Linked DNA regions of Homo sapiens: region 2 is linked to region 1. A link is a contact called in ENCODE Hi-C or POLR2A ChIA-PET data. All regions are on one chromosome and are shown on one strand. Each heading gives the region's core, a stretch centred on a gene start or an enhancer-like site at or near the end of the contact. The rest is flanking DNA. Distances are from core to core; before and after follow the strand shown.

Region 1 (6,860 bases), core at 1,173-3,672:
TTGCTTTTATTGCCCCAAGATGCACCTTAAAAACGTAACCACTTTCAGGGAAGCACAAAGCATCGCGTCCCTGGCAGATATTATGATTTGTTTATGGTTCCTCCCAGTCCAGATGCAATCTACCAATCGGGGTCATTTTTATCATCAGCAATGCTGCCTAGAAATGGAGTTTGCATTCTACCCTTAGGAGGTTGCCAGAGTATCAGAGCTCCACAGTTAACCATAGGTTCACCATAAGCTAAATAATCATGCACAAGGGAATTGTTTGCTTAACTTTTACTCACCCACCCTCATGTGAAAGAATCTACAGATTCCTCTCCTCTTTAAAAAAGAGCTACTATGGCTACAGGGGTGTTCCAATGTCTTTGGAAAACCTGTAAGGAAAGATATGGGTGAAGGAAAGGAATTCCAAAACCTGCTTTATCTCTTCCCCTTGTTTTTCTTATATTTCCTGCTTGAAGTACAAGGCCAATGTGTTTTGGTGGATTTTGTTTTTGTAAATAGGGAGGCTACTGTGGCAGCAAGTCAGCCAAGTCATAGGGCTTCATCTGAGAGCCTCAGTCTGTCTAAAGTGTTTGGGACTATTGAAGCCGAAAATATAAATGTCACCCACTTACTATTATGTCCTGCAGATAAGAGGGTGAGACGGTCTTACCAGGGACCAGAAAATCACCTCTTAAGCCACACTAGACCCACCATGGGTGGCAATAAGGAACAGTTTTCCCTAACCCAGCTAGCTCACTGCCTCCCAGGTAGGCCTGCATGCTTAGGGCATAGGTCCCATGTAGGTGGGGGCCTCTCACCTATAACTGTTCCTCCCCAAGGCTCCTGAGCTCATAGGCCCATTCAATTCTCTGCTCCCTTCTATAGTGCACCCTCTTTTCCTTGCCAAGATTTTGACACTTGCCTCCATTCCATGTCCCCTAGGATAGAGCTGGAGAGCGTTTAGGGTCCATATGGATGAATGGCAGGATGAAGGTCAAGCATCTATTTACACAGCAATCAAGCCATTTCCCTGGTGAGAGTGCACGCCTTAGTAAAAATCATCTGCTCCATTATGCTAAAAGGGTCTCTGGCTCTTTTCTCCCCTCCTTTGAGTTACATTATAAAAAGATCTTCTTCTGGCCTCTTAGCTTGATGGGTAGCATGCCCTAGGGAAGGGGAAGGCAAGGAACTCATTCTGTACATCAATACTTCCCATTTTACAGAAGCCTGCCTTGTTTGTTCCAAGAAACTGAATGTCCATGGAAAAAAGTTCCCCCTATAAGCAGACCTCACCTTCTCTCAGGTATAGCAGGCAAACTCTCCATGCAAACTCGTGTTTCCATCTTTAGGGCTCTGCTCTGACCTCCTTATGGCTAAATCTCCCTTTGCAGCTTGTAGACTGGCACCAATCCAATGGAGAAAACTTGGTCCTTTTTTTCCCCTCCATGAGCCCAATAAGCTTCTTTAATGATTCTAGTGGTGCTTCGGTCAATGATTCTAGTGGTGCTTGAGAGAGCCAAGAACAGGCTCTGGGGTGAAACAGACAGCTGGCATCTGTGAGCCAAGAAGGGCTGTGCAGCAGTTCTCTAATGGATTTGTTGAAGAGAGGATATAAAATACGGGGCAAAGTCCGAGAAGGCAGAGAGGGAGAGCTGGGAAAAGACAGCAGATGTTGTAAAGATACTCTTTCAAGTTTCCTGTGCACTAGGAATCTGCAGATGTACGTTGGCAGGGCTACAGTCAGAGTGCAGCGGGAGGCTGGGGTTTACACATCTGGAAATCATTTGGTAGAGGGCAGAGTTCAAATGCTTTCTGCTTCAGCTGCCTCAGACAAACCTCGCCGTGCAGGCCGGGGCTGCGTGAGGGGCTGGCCGTTCACAAAGAAGTCCCTCTGGCCCCACTCTTGTGGAAGCCCTACCTAAGCTGGTGGGTTTTCCTCTGTGTTGGTTCAGTCACATGGAAAAGTTGAAAGCATTATAAAAAGAGAGAACAGGACTGGGGAAGGAGGGAAGCAAAGAAGAGAATGCATCACAACTGAGAGAAGCCTGGCTGGAAATCAAGAAACAAAATGTACTTGGACCAAATCCAGTGCATGAGTTCACTTGAGAGCAAAGAACACCATTCAGGAGAGGGGAAAAAAAAAAAAAAAAAGCCTTTTCTGTGCATAGTAACACCCAGGGATCATGCTCACACCACATTTACTTTTCTCAGAAATCCCTGTACATTTTGCCTTCATTTATTTCAAGAATGCGGAGGGCTCTCTTGATCCCGAGGGAATTACTTACTTCCTTTTGAAGGATTTATGGGGTTCTGCTGAGAGAAAGAGCAGGTCTCCCAGGGCCAGGTCATCACCCCACTGACCTACAGCCTCCTGCTGTCAAATTGAGACGTGGTCCTCCCTCCCAGAAGGGAGCCAGGTCAAGCCAGGGGCTTTGCTCCCCTCAGAGGAGAAGCACATCCTCAGGGTGAAATTGGGTCCTGGTTCAAAGTTCCTGCCGTGCTCAACTGTGCAGATGATATGGCTTGCAGCTGCTCACAGGCTTAGCGTGGGGGCCATGTACTCATGTTTGGCAAAGTGACCTTTTGAGGGGTGGTAATGAGTGAAAGGTGCGGGGCATACCCACGTTGGTTAATCTGATCCAGGACCTCAGAAGGATCAGAGTCCACCTAAAAGGATGAGTAACAAAATACAACAAAAAATATAGTAAATGCCAAATATGAGATAAAACAAGTTTAGACAGAGCTCCTCATAATCCTCATGCCCATAGCCTGCTTATCTTTCCATATCCTCTAACTTGAGGCATGTGTCTGCTATCCCCACAGTTGCCCAAGCCAGAAAAGACCAGGTCTCCCCCTTTATCACCATGCATATCCAACTTGGCCACTGGGCCCTGTTGATGATACACCCTTAGCATCTCTTGAATGTTTTGCCTCCACCCCAATGCCACCACCCTCAATAGCTCTGGCCTGACCACCGCAGCTGCCTGTCAGTTTGTCTCCCTGATGCCAATCTTGTCCATTCTCTGAGTTATCTTTCTAAACCTAAATCTGAGCGTGCCTCTACCCTAAATGGTCCAATAGCTCTCCATGGCTTTCAGGATAAAACTCAGCCTCCTGAGCATGACATGCAACATCTTCATGATCTGGTTTTTTGTCCACCTTCCAAACCTCATCTTCAGGGATATGCTGGTAAATGTTTAACAAGCATACCTGCAGACATACCACTGCGTTATCTTATACGACTCACACTCCCCCTCAAGTGACAATGAATTTCTTTCAAATTCCTGGTCATTCCATAATTTCTCCCTCATCCGGGCCTTTGCACATATTTCTCTCTCAGCCCAAAATGACCTTCGTCCTGGCTCCCCCACATCTAGTCATCCTTCAAGTTCAAGCTTATGCAAGCATAGTGAACACCAGTGGCTACCAATATGCTACTACATAATTGTGTGCTGGTGGGGCCTGCTGCACTAGGTGATTCTTGAGAACAAAGACCATGCTTTATCCTTGTGTCCATACTGCCTTACACCCTTCCTGGAACATAGTAGATTTTCAGTAACATCTGAATTAAAGAATAAAAACAGTGCTTTATTTATTTATTTATTTATTTATTTATTTATTTATTTTGAGACAGGATCGCACTCTGTCGCCCAGGCTGGAGTGCAGTGGTGTGATCATGTCACACTGCAACCTCAACCTCCTGGGCTCAGGTGATCTTCCCATCTCAACCTCCCAAGTAGTTGAAACCACAGGCATACATACCATGCTTGGCTGAATTTTTATTTTTTGTAGAGACAGGTTCTCCCTATGTTGCCCAAGCTGGTCTCAAACTCCTGGAGTCAAGAGATCCTCCCACCTCAGCCTCCCAAAGTGCTGGGATTATAGACATGAGCCACTGCACCTGGCTCCAGTGCTCATTTTTAATTTTCTAGTTACACTCTACTTTCTTGTAAAAAGATTCAAGGTTGTAAGTGCTGCAGGCCCTGCACTGAGACGAAAACCAAGCTCTGTGAAGGACAGAGTAGTCAAAGAGTACTTCATGGAGAAGAGTTGCCAGATACAGCAAATTACAATATAAGATGCCTAGTTAAATTTCAATTTCAGATAAGCAACAAATGCTTTCTTAGTACATGTCCCATGCAATGTTTAAGAAATACCTATAGTAAAAAAAAAAAAAAGTATTTGTTTATCTGAAATTCACATGTCACTGAGTGTTCTGTACTTTATCTAGCAACCCTATCTTTGAGAAGGCTGTATTTGAGCAAGATCTTGAAAGATGAGTCAAATTTAGAGAGGACAGAGAGAAGGGAAATTTATTCTCCTAACTGGGGACCAGCAGGAGGGGTGATAAGCAAAGCGCACAGAAAATGGAAACCTGCCAGGCATTTTCAGATTGGTCTAATTAGGGCATGAGGTTTATGCCCACAGAGGATGGGAGGCCAAACAGAAGGAACAGAAGATTGAAATTGACATTGAGGTGACCAGAGAGGTGGAGACTATCACCATTCACCACATGTGTGTTCAGAGTTTGTAAGTCCTGAACTGGCCCACAGGCAATTAGAAGAAAGGACAGGAAAATGAGCAGATTTCTAATTAGGTTGGTGGGGAGGTGTGGTAGGGGATGTAAAGAATCCTCCAAGATTTAAGATTCGAAAGGAAAAGCCAGATGGAAAGGGTCCAGCAGAGGAGGATGAGCTTCATTTAGACAAGTTGAATTTGATATGAAAAGTAGGACAACCAAGGAGAAATGCACAGCTGAGCTGGAGTATCAGAGGCTGGGCATGACAATCATTGTGAAATGTCCACACATATGTGACTGTGATGGTCTGCAGGGTCTCTCTGTCACTTACATGATCCAAATCCATGAAGGAGGAAGAAGATTATCCTCAAAAATATCCCAGGCCATGTAATAGAACACTGGCATGCCGATGTGTTCAACAACTCCCTACTCCAGAGCTTCTTAACAATCCACCAGGCCATTGGGGAGATGTCTCATTCTTAGGCTTCCTGAAGGAATGCTTGATGCAGTTCACTATGAGACAGTCATAAGGTGGAACACAGCATTTTTTCAGTAATCACCTAAATACATTGTAAAGACTACCTTTAATATAGTTCAAATCTGAGCCTGAATGGAGCAAGATAGTTATCTACATGAGACTGGTGAAGGCAAAGTTTGTGGAAATAATAAACATGAAAGTGCTTTGAAAATTATGTGTTATGAAAATCTCATATTATTCACCCAAACTGAATATAACTTGAAAATAATCACCAAGACATCAAAAATTGTGTCTGTGTACTGCTAAACACCTGAATATTTTAAGACAATCAAAGTCAACCCTCCCTACACTTTCTAAGCCCTTCTTGCCTTTATTTTTCTTAGTGCTTATCACCATTTATTATACTATCTAGGCAATAACTTATTAATTATGCATTTCCCCTCACCACCTACAAGAATGTCTGAGACTTGAAAGCAAGAATCTATGGGGTTTTTCTTCATGGCTTTATCTCTCAATGCCTTAGATGGTGCTTATTTCCAATTGAATAAATTAACTTTAGTTTTTAAAGAGTTGGCTGAGACTGCATATCTTGGTAACTAGGAAGCACTCTGAAAGACAAACATGTAAGAAATCTCAGAATCACAACATCCATTGTCATATAACCAGGCATCAAACTGTCATGAAGGCTTATCAGGAGACACAGTCCATGTGAGCTATCTGATTGTCCTCACAGTAAGAATTGTCCTCACATTTGGGGGCCAGTGCCTAAGTCATTACTGGTAAAGGAACTATGAGCATTTCAGTTGATCCATGAGAACTCATGCCCCTCCCTTAGGATGGACCTTGCTAAGCTTGGCTGTTTGATATTTCTCTTACACCTTAGGAAGCCTCAGAGCATTAACCCAACCCTGCTGGGGACTGACTTGACAAAAGCACTCTACAGACTGGGTTTTCCTCATCCTTCTGGGACATCGTACTGGTTTCAAATGCCAAAGAGCCACATTTGAATTCATATTCCAGAGCTCAGCATGTCTATATTTGATCCTTCGGTTATTTTTGTACAGTCCATTCCCTTGTTTCTGTAGGAATCCTAACTACCTTAGAGTATTGACTGGATACTCCTTCACATGGCGTTCTGCAGAGCAAGTAGAAAAGAAAGGATTCCTGCTCAGCTTCCCAGCATGAACAGACATCCCTAATGTAGACAAACACACAAAAAATACACTGCAGCTGAAGTTCAGATGAGTCTTGAAAGGCATCCAGCTGCTCTCTTAAACCCAGCTGGTATGTGTCCTGGTTCAATAATGGAAAAGACTGGCAAAGCTTGGAGAATCAGTGCTAAAGTCCTAAAGGCTGTCATGTCTGAGCATGCATGGCCTCCCTGGGAGGCAGGAGGCTGGAGGGAAAAAGACTGAGTAACAGGATATTAGGGAAGATACAGGGGTCCTAGCTAAGAAGGACCCTACTTAGTAGTTGACTTCTTCCTGGCGTCTGGTTTCAAGGAGACTGCTGCAAATTAACAGTGACAGGAAAGCCACAAGGCTTACAGGGGGAAAAACTGGAGTATCTGAAGAAGTCACAGATGGTGACACCTGAACTCCCAGCAGGTCATTGCAACAGGAAATCCCATGCCCATCCTCTCACCATTCCTTCCATCTACCATTCTGCCTCCCTCTCATCTCCTGTGTGTCAATCACCTGGCCACCCATGAAGAGACTGGAAAAGAAGCTCCCCTGCATTCTCCTAACTCAAGCCCTCCTCATCCTCTGTACGTCCATCCAGCTCCGCAGAGCCTAACAACTCTTTCTCATTTCCATTTTTGTCATCTGTCGATTCATCACAGTATTCCTTTGGCCTCCTACTTACCACCAGATGTGA
Region 2 (6,860 bases), core at 1,689-4,188, 760 kb before region 1:
CCTGCCTCGGCCTCCCAAAGTGTTGGTTTTACAGGCGTGAGCCATCGCAGCCAGACAGGCTTATCTTCGTGGAACAAGTTGGATTGAGTTTGGCATAAAGGAGTGGTCAGGATTTTGGCGGGGAGATAGGGGGAAGGAGATTTCAGGGCTGAGATCTGAATGGGCTGCCTCTTCACCTCATTGGCTTAGCTCCACACTTTGCTGGGATTTCTGCTTTTGAGTCCTGTCTGTAGGCTCCACTTCTTCATCACTATTGTTAAGGGGACACTGGCAGATCTAATTTCTTGGCTGGTACTACCTTAGGCTGGTCAAATGAAACTCCAGGTTGCAAAGCTGGGCTCATAGGCATAGCCCAGCATTTACAAGGGGGAGCTATGGTGCCCTTGCTTGAGATATTTATTTGCTTTCTACACTGAGAATCTCTCAGCAAATTTTTTTTCCTTTAATCAAAGTTGCCATAAATGAGCCTCTGGCTCTCCAGGTGACCTTACCTCAGGAAGGTCTCTGTACTTCTGAATGGCTGTACCCAATTCAGAGCGTCAGATATACTGCTGCCTCCTTCCCCTGGCTCTGTAGCATTGGAGTTGTTTTCAGAGGGGAAATCTGTGCATCTCCCCCATGCTTCATGGTCCTTCCAACTGTTCTAATGCAGGGTTAGACATTCCGAAGTTAACCCTTCACCCTTTTCCCCCATAGGTCTTTCTCAGCAAATGACAGATGGACACAGGTGAATTGACCCAGATCTTCATCCTATGTCAGGAGAATCCTCACTCAACTCACTAGGTACATTTGAGTTAACCTTAGTTAAGGCTCTTTTGAGGTATCCATTTAATAAACTGTTAGTACAGTTCATCTGAATTCAGTTATTTCTGATAAAAACTTAGATTTTTTTAAAAAGGGCTATATAGGGTAAACTATAACATTTACCTTTAACATCTGAAATGGACTAGTTAGTACTAGGAGGCCACATGCTCCACGGGCTTTTGCTTCAACTTGTCTTGAACCCTTGGAGACATCATTCACCCCTCTAGTCCTTGTTTTCCTTGCTTGTATATGGGGTGGATGTTGTTTAAAGTTCCCTCCAGAATTGACTTATCTAAGAAATTACAGATACCGTTTTCATTTGTTCACATGTAAGTTATAAGAGCATGCATGAAGGTACTGGTGAGTGTGGTGGCTCATGCCTGTAATCCTAGCACTTTGGGAGGCCAAGGTGGGAGGATTGCTTGAGCTCAGGATTTTGAGACCAGCCTGGGCAACAGCAAGACCTAATCACTATAAAAAATTCAAAAATTAGCTGGGCGTGGTAGTGCACGCCTGCAGTCCCAGCTACCTGGGGGGCTGAGGTGGGAGGATAGCTTAGGAGGTCAAGTCTGCAGTGAGCCATGATGGTGCTACTATACTTGAGCCTGGGCAACAAAGCAAGACCCTGTCTCAAAAAATAAAAAGTTTAAGCTTCTCACTCTTCCTGTTGTTGACCTCAGTGGTCCTTCTAAGGATACAAGCTGCTCCCTCTTAAAGAGGCTCTGTAGTTTTTACTCTCTCTCTCTTTCTGTCTTGCTCGCACATTCATATACCATTTGAGGCTCACATAATGGATCAGGCTATTTACTTTCCCTTTCAAGAAACCTTGTCATTTGATTGGGATAGATCTGATATCTGGGACATCTGGGTCATGTGTTATTAGGAGGAGAATCTAACTGACCTTTCCCACCTCCCCACCTCCTATAATAAATGCTTCTCTCTAACATCTTCTGCTTTCTTCTCTTTAAAGTGACCCCTGCCTATAGCAACCTTATGAGTGGGCACAGGGCATAGTTAACTTCCAGAGGCATTTGCTGTCTCAGACAGAGCTGCAGCTGCCTGGGGCTGGTAGAAAGTCTACTGGTTGATCATCAGTTCGGACTAATCATTACCCACTAAGCATAGATGACCATGTGGAGGGCAGGCTGCAATGGACGGTGCTTTACTTTCCCTTGCCAGGGCTGTCTAGATGAACCAGACTTCCACCAAACTGGAAGTAGCATTGGAGACACTTTCCAGGTTACAGTGTGAGGTGTTAGAATGAATACTCCAGTTCAGTGTGGGTGGACTCACGTATCTGCATTTTAAACAAGTGCCCATTTGATTCTTGTGGAAACTAACTTTTCTTCCAAGCTGTAACCGCTAGCTAACTTTATATTACATAGTCATCTGATTATTGCCTTCCTGCTTCACACCCACTCCCTGCCCTCCCTGTAGAATGCTCCAGGATTATACAAAATTTGTCTTTTGGCTTGCTACTACATGTATCTCCAGAATCTGGTACATAATAGATGTTTAAATGACTACTTATTAAATGAGTTAAAGTCTAAAAAACAGTCTATCTTGACAGGTTGCAGAATACTGATGACTCATGTGTTTCTTATAATAAAATTTCCTCCTGATATGTTGTGATAACATTCTTGTGAGTGTGTTTGAATATGTGGAGGTAGATGGAAGGAAAGATTGGTTTAATTCACTACTCTGCCCCAGGATTTAGGATGTGGACTTGAGCCAAATAAATGCAATATCTCTGGATTTTAAACTAGACCACTTATACTGTGGGCCTATATGCTTTTAAAAACATTATTTCTGTTAAAACCAGACTTCTATACTGAACCAATTGAACAGATAGTCTAGAATAAAATAATTTGCTGTTAGAGTTTGACTGTAAATCAGCCTCTGTATAAAGAAAATGTTTGACGGTCTTATGGCAGTGAAACATAAACAAACTGTAAATACATTCTTTTCACTGGTTTGTCAGGCTGGGCAAAACTTGACTGTTCACATCATCTTTGTATGGTCTATCAAAGTCTCAAATGAAAATATATTTTTGAGCTTTGTAAGATCCCAACAAAGAAAAATAAAGAGTTCCTTCGTCTACAGACCAAGCACAAGTATTAGGTGGCCTGCCAAGCTCCAAGCAGAACAAGAATGTGGCTGTTGCAGCCAAGTTCAGCTATCATAAATTTAAATATGCATTCCTTCTACTTGAGAATGGCTTATTTCCGTCACTTAGAGGAAGAGCTGACTCTTCCCTTGCAGACAAGCACCAGGCTTGGAAAAAAGCTATAAAGTAAATTAAAGTACCACAAGGTATTTACTAGCCTGCAAAATGTGCACCACGTTTAAGATCTTTCCAGCATGCTTCGTGATGAGGCTAAACAGATGAAATTATGCAACTATAGCCAAACTCCATCTCCAGTCTTACCTGTAAATGGTAACTCACAACCAAAGGGAGCAGAAAAAGAAATACTGGAAAGGAGAGAAACCAAATTTTGTGCTGCTTCACTGAGAAACATTTAAATGAAGGATAAAGAGCCAAGGGAAGCACCGGGAAAGAAAATATAATTTTCACTACACTCTATCGGAACCACCACCCCGATAATAGTGTTATTGGCACATTAGCTGTATGGTTGTGTTTACTGAAGTATTCTTTGGATACAGGTCATATGGTCAGGCTATCCTGTATTTAAAAAGCAAGATTGGTCTTAGAGATAAGACCAGGCAAGTCATCAAATATAATGCTTAATTATGTGGAGGGAGGACATTTACAACCAGGAACCGGAACTGAGCTGAGATGTTGAAGTGATTGACCAGTGAGAATTCACTTGAAGCCTGAACAGGGACAAAGAAAAGGATGTTTGGACACTGACTCTTACGTATCAAAAAGAAAAAAAGGATTTGCATGGGGCAGCAAAATGAAAGTTAGGAAGCAAGAATCCTTGAAAATTTCTATAAACATTGTGAATTGACATTGCCTTGTATCCAAATTAACTCTGGTAGCTCCACGTTACCTTGACGGGTGAATATTTTCTCACATCTTTGATTTTTTTCTTATGATTTTATCATGTAAATAAAGAAGAAGGAAGAAGGGAAGGTAATGAACATGTATTGAGTGTCTACTATGTGTCCAGAGTGTTACATATGTGCTCATAAAGTTCCCAAATTCTCTTGCCTTTGGGGTTTCTTTTAAATGCTCAACAAATGTAACCCGATGCTCCATTCCACAGGTTCTCATCTTCCTGAGTTTCCCCTTTCTTAGTAATCTTGTGCTTGCTAGAAAATGCACCCTCAGTCCTCTGATCTGGCTTTTGTCATCTCTCACATTAGACTTCTCTTTCAGGCATTTCTCTTCACACTTTTTGATTTCTGTAATGCCCTCTGGCTTCTCCCCACCCTGAGGCACTCTTGGTATGAACAAATACTCTTCTCCTTTTCTCAGAAAGCATGGTTACTACCTACCAATTTTTAATGTATGATAAAACTTTACAAATAGCTTGAGAATAACAGAAGACAATTACAATGCCAAGATGGAAAATTCAGACTATATATCAGACATTCCTACTCCTGGAAACACAAACCAAGCTCCTTCACAAAGGATCAGTGATTGGTTGCTTCCTCCTGAGCCCCAGTCTGCTACCCTGGTCAGGGGCTGTCCCCACTCCCTCAACTCTGTACTCACTAGACTTAGGCCAAGTTTCCCTCAACCTGTCTTAATGTCCCAGACCTGTCTTAATGTCTTAATTATTGTGCATAGAAGTCTAGCTCCTCATTCTCCAAAATGTCTTAGTTGTGAAATGGGATTTGGCCTTTTCCTTTGGATAATGAAATCCCCCTTGAAATGCTCTTCACAGACAAAAGCGTCAACTTCCTCCAAAAGCACATTCTTGAGCAACAGTTACAAATTGCAGGTGGCTTTCAGATAGTAATTATATATATATATTTTAATTATTATATGTATATATATATTTTTCTTCTTCTTAGACATGGCTACACACATTGCTATGATCTGAATATGTCACCCCAAATTTATGTGTTGGAAACTTAATTTCCAATGCAACTGTGTTGGGAGGTGGGGCCTAGTAAGAGGTGTTTAGGTCATGAGGGCTCTGCCCTCATTAATGGATTAATGCCACGATCTAAAGGGCTTGTGGGGTTGGGTTTGCTCTCTTCTGCTCTTCTGCCATGTGAGGACACTGTAAGAAGTCCTTACCAGATGTTGGTGCTATGATCTTGGACTTCTCAGCCTCCAGAACCGTGAGGAATAAATTTTTGTTCTTTATAAACTACCCAGTCTCAGGTATTTTGTTATAGCAGCAAATATTAAGTAAAATATATGTAGCCCAAATTTTCTATCTATTTAATTGCTCATTGTCTGTCTTCCCTTACTGGAATGTAAGCTCCATAAAGGTATGATTTTTGTGTATGTATGTATTGCTATATCTAAAACAGTGTCTGACACTTAATAGGCACTCAGTATACGTTTGTCAAGTGAATAAATCTTATTTAACCCTCAATATAAGCCTGTGGGATAAGTATTATATTTTATTTATTTATTTTTTTTATTTTTAAGAGATAGAGTCTTGCTCTATAACCTACGCTGGAGTGCAGTGGCATGATCATAGCTCACTGTAACCTTGAAAACTCCTGGGCTCAAGTGATCCTCCTGCCTCAGCCTCCTGAGTAGCTGGGACTAAAATACATATTTTAAATATATATATATATTTTATATATTATAAAAATATATTTAAAATATACAATTATATATTATATATTATTTATATATAAATGAAAAATGTATATGTATTTTTTGTAGAGATGGTGTCTTGCTATGAAGTCTAGGCTGCTTTCAAACTCCTGGCCTCAAGTGATCCTTCCACCTAGGACTTTCAAAACATTGGAATTATAGGCAGAAGCTGCCATGCCTGGCCCAAGATAAGTATTATTACCCTTATTTTCCAGAAGAGAAAAAAGAATTTAAAAGAATATAAATGACTTTTCCAGCCTCCCACAGATAGGAAGTGCTACAACAGTTTTGATGAGCTTCAGAGCCAATGCTATTTCTGATACATTTACTTTTTTTCATGTTGTTCCCAAATAGCATTTGCCAACTCACATTTATTAAAGGTTTTGTCTGAGCTTATCCAGGCTTTTAAAGAGGACTCTTTCTCAGGGGAATAATGGGGGTGGTGACAGAGTCCCAAGGGAAATGCAACAGTGTGGAGTCAGAACCACATATTCTAAGGTCTTTAACTTCTTGAAATTCCTCCTAAATTCAATTCTTACCTTTGATAAAAACAAAACAAAACAAAAACCCTAGTGACTGGTAACCTTTGCATGGTTTTCCAGCATGGATTTGTTCCAGGTTTGAGAGTTCTTTGTTCTCTCTCCTGGTCCAAAGCCTAGTCTTGAAGAGCTTGTTGCATTTTGATGCCATGGAAGAGAACAAACTTGGATAATTGACAGTGGAAAAAATTCACAACTTTAAAACCCTGAGGCCCACTGTGTCAAACCTGTACACTCACAGGCCACCATGAGTTAAGAAGAGAAGCAGAAGAAAGAGCAAGAAAGAAAATAAATTCTTAGCAAGATCACTTCAGCCCCCAAATCATTTCATGGATCTTATTTGCTTTGTTACCTACAATGGTATCTAACTCATAGTACATAAATAAGTAATAAATATCTGATAGTTGACTAACTGGATGAATTCCTTTTACGTTGTGTATTCTCTTTGCTTTTAAATCTGGACCCACCTCATGTACTTTGTTCTTGAGAACTCTCTAGGGTCTTTCTGAAGGACTGTAGAGCTGGTAGCTTTATGGTTTCACATCTCAAGATGTCAAGTTTGTCGACTTCATATGCCTGAGGTACAGGGAATATGCAGAAAAGAGCTAGACAAAAATGGAAGAAGCTGCCCAACTAAAAGTTTCCATAGTAACCATGTCTATGCTACCCCTTACTCCTTTCAGGAAACAACAATCATCCGCTCTAAACAAGTGATCTGAATAGGAGTGGCTGTCTTGTTAGGTGCTTCCTTCTCTCTGGCCCCTTAGTTA

Evidence for each region. A loop is a pair of places that touch in the nucleus more often than their neighbours do. ChIA-PET counts read pairs that join two places held with the same protein, here RNA polymerase II (POLR2A). Pooled maps may share reads with other maps.
Region 2: a map of sigmoid colon shows a loop between it and region 1 (4-fold over the local background). The contact joins the enhancer-like site here to the promoter of TILRLS in region 1. A Hi-C loop is called at or near these places in 1 of 168 maps with a recorded cell type or tissue (sigmoid colon) and 4 of 50 pooled maps. POLR2A ChIA-PET finds 5 or more read pairs at or near these places in 1 of 52 experiments (MCF 10A).

Annotation. Positions count from the first base shown.
Region 1 is chr5:67,263,584-67,270,443 of GRCh38, reverse strand. TILRLS (TCL1A interacting lncRNA, retroperitoneal liposarcoma associated) reads right to left here and starts at 2,422. Exons shown (of 3, transcript NR_186086.1): 1 at 2,271-2,422; 2 at 908-1,151; 3 at 262-374.
Region 2 is chr5:68,023,895-68,030,754 of GRCh38, reverse strand. No RefSeq gene overlaps it. Among named protein-coding and RNA genes, the nearest start is that of LINC02219, 160 kb to the left of the region's middle. Within about 2 kb of position 2,938, at least 6 of the 41 ENCODE cell types and tissues checked have a DNase peak (open chromatin) inside an H3K27ac peak, as active enhancers do.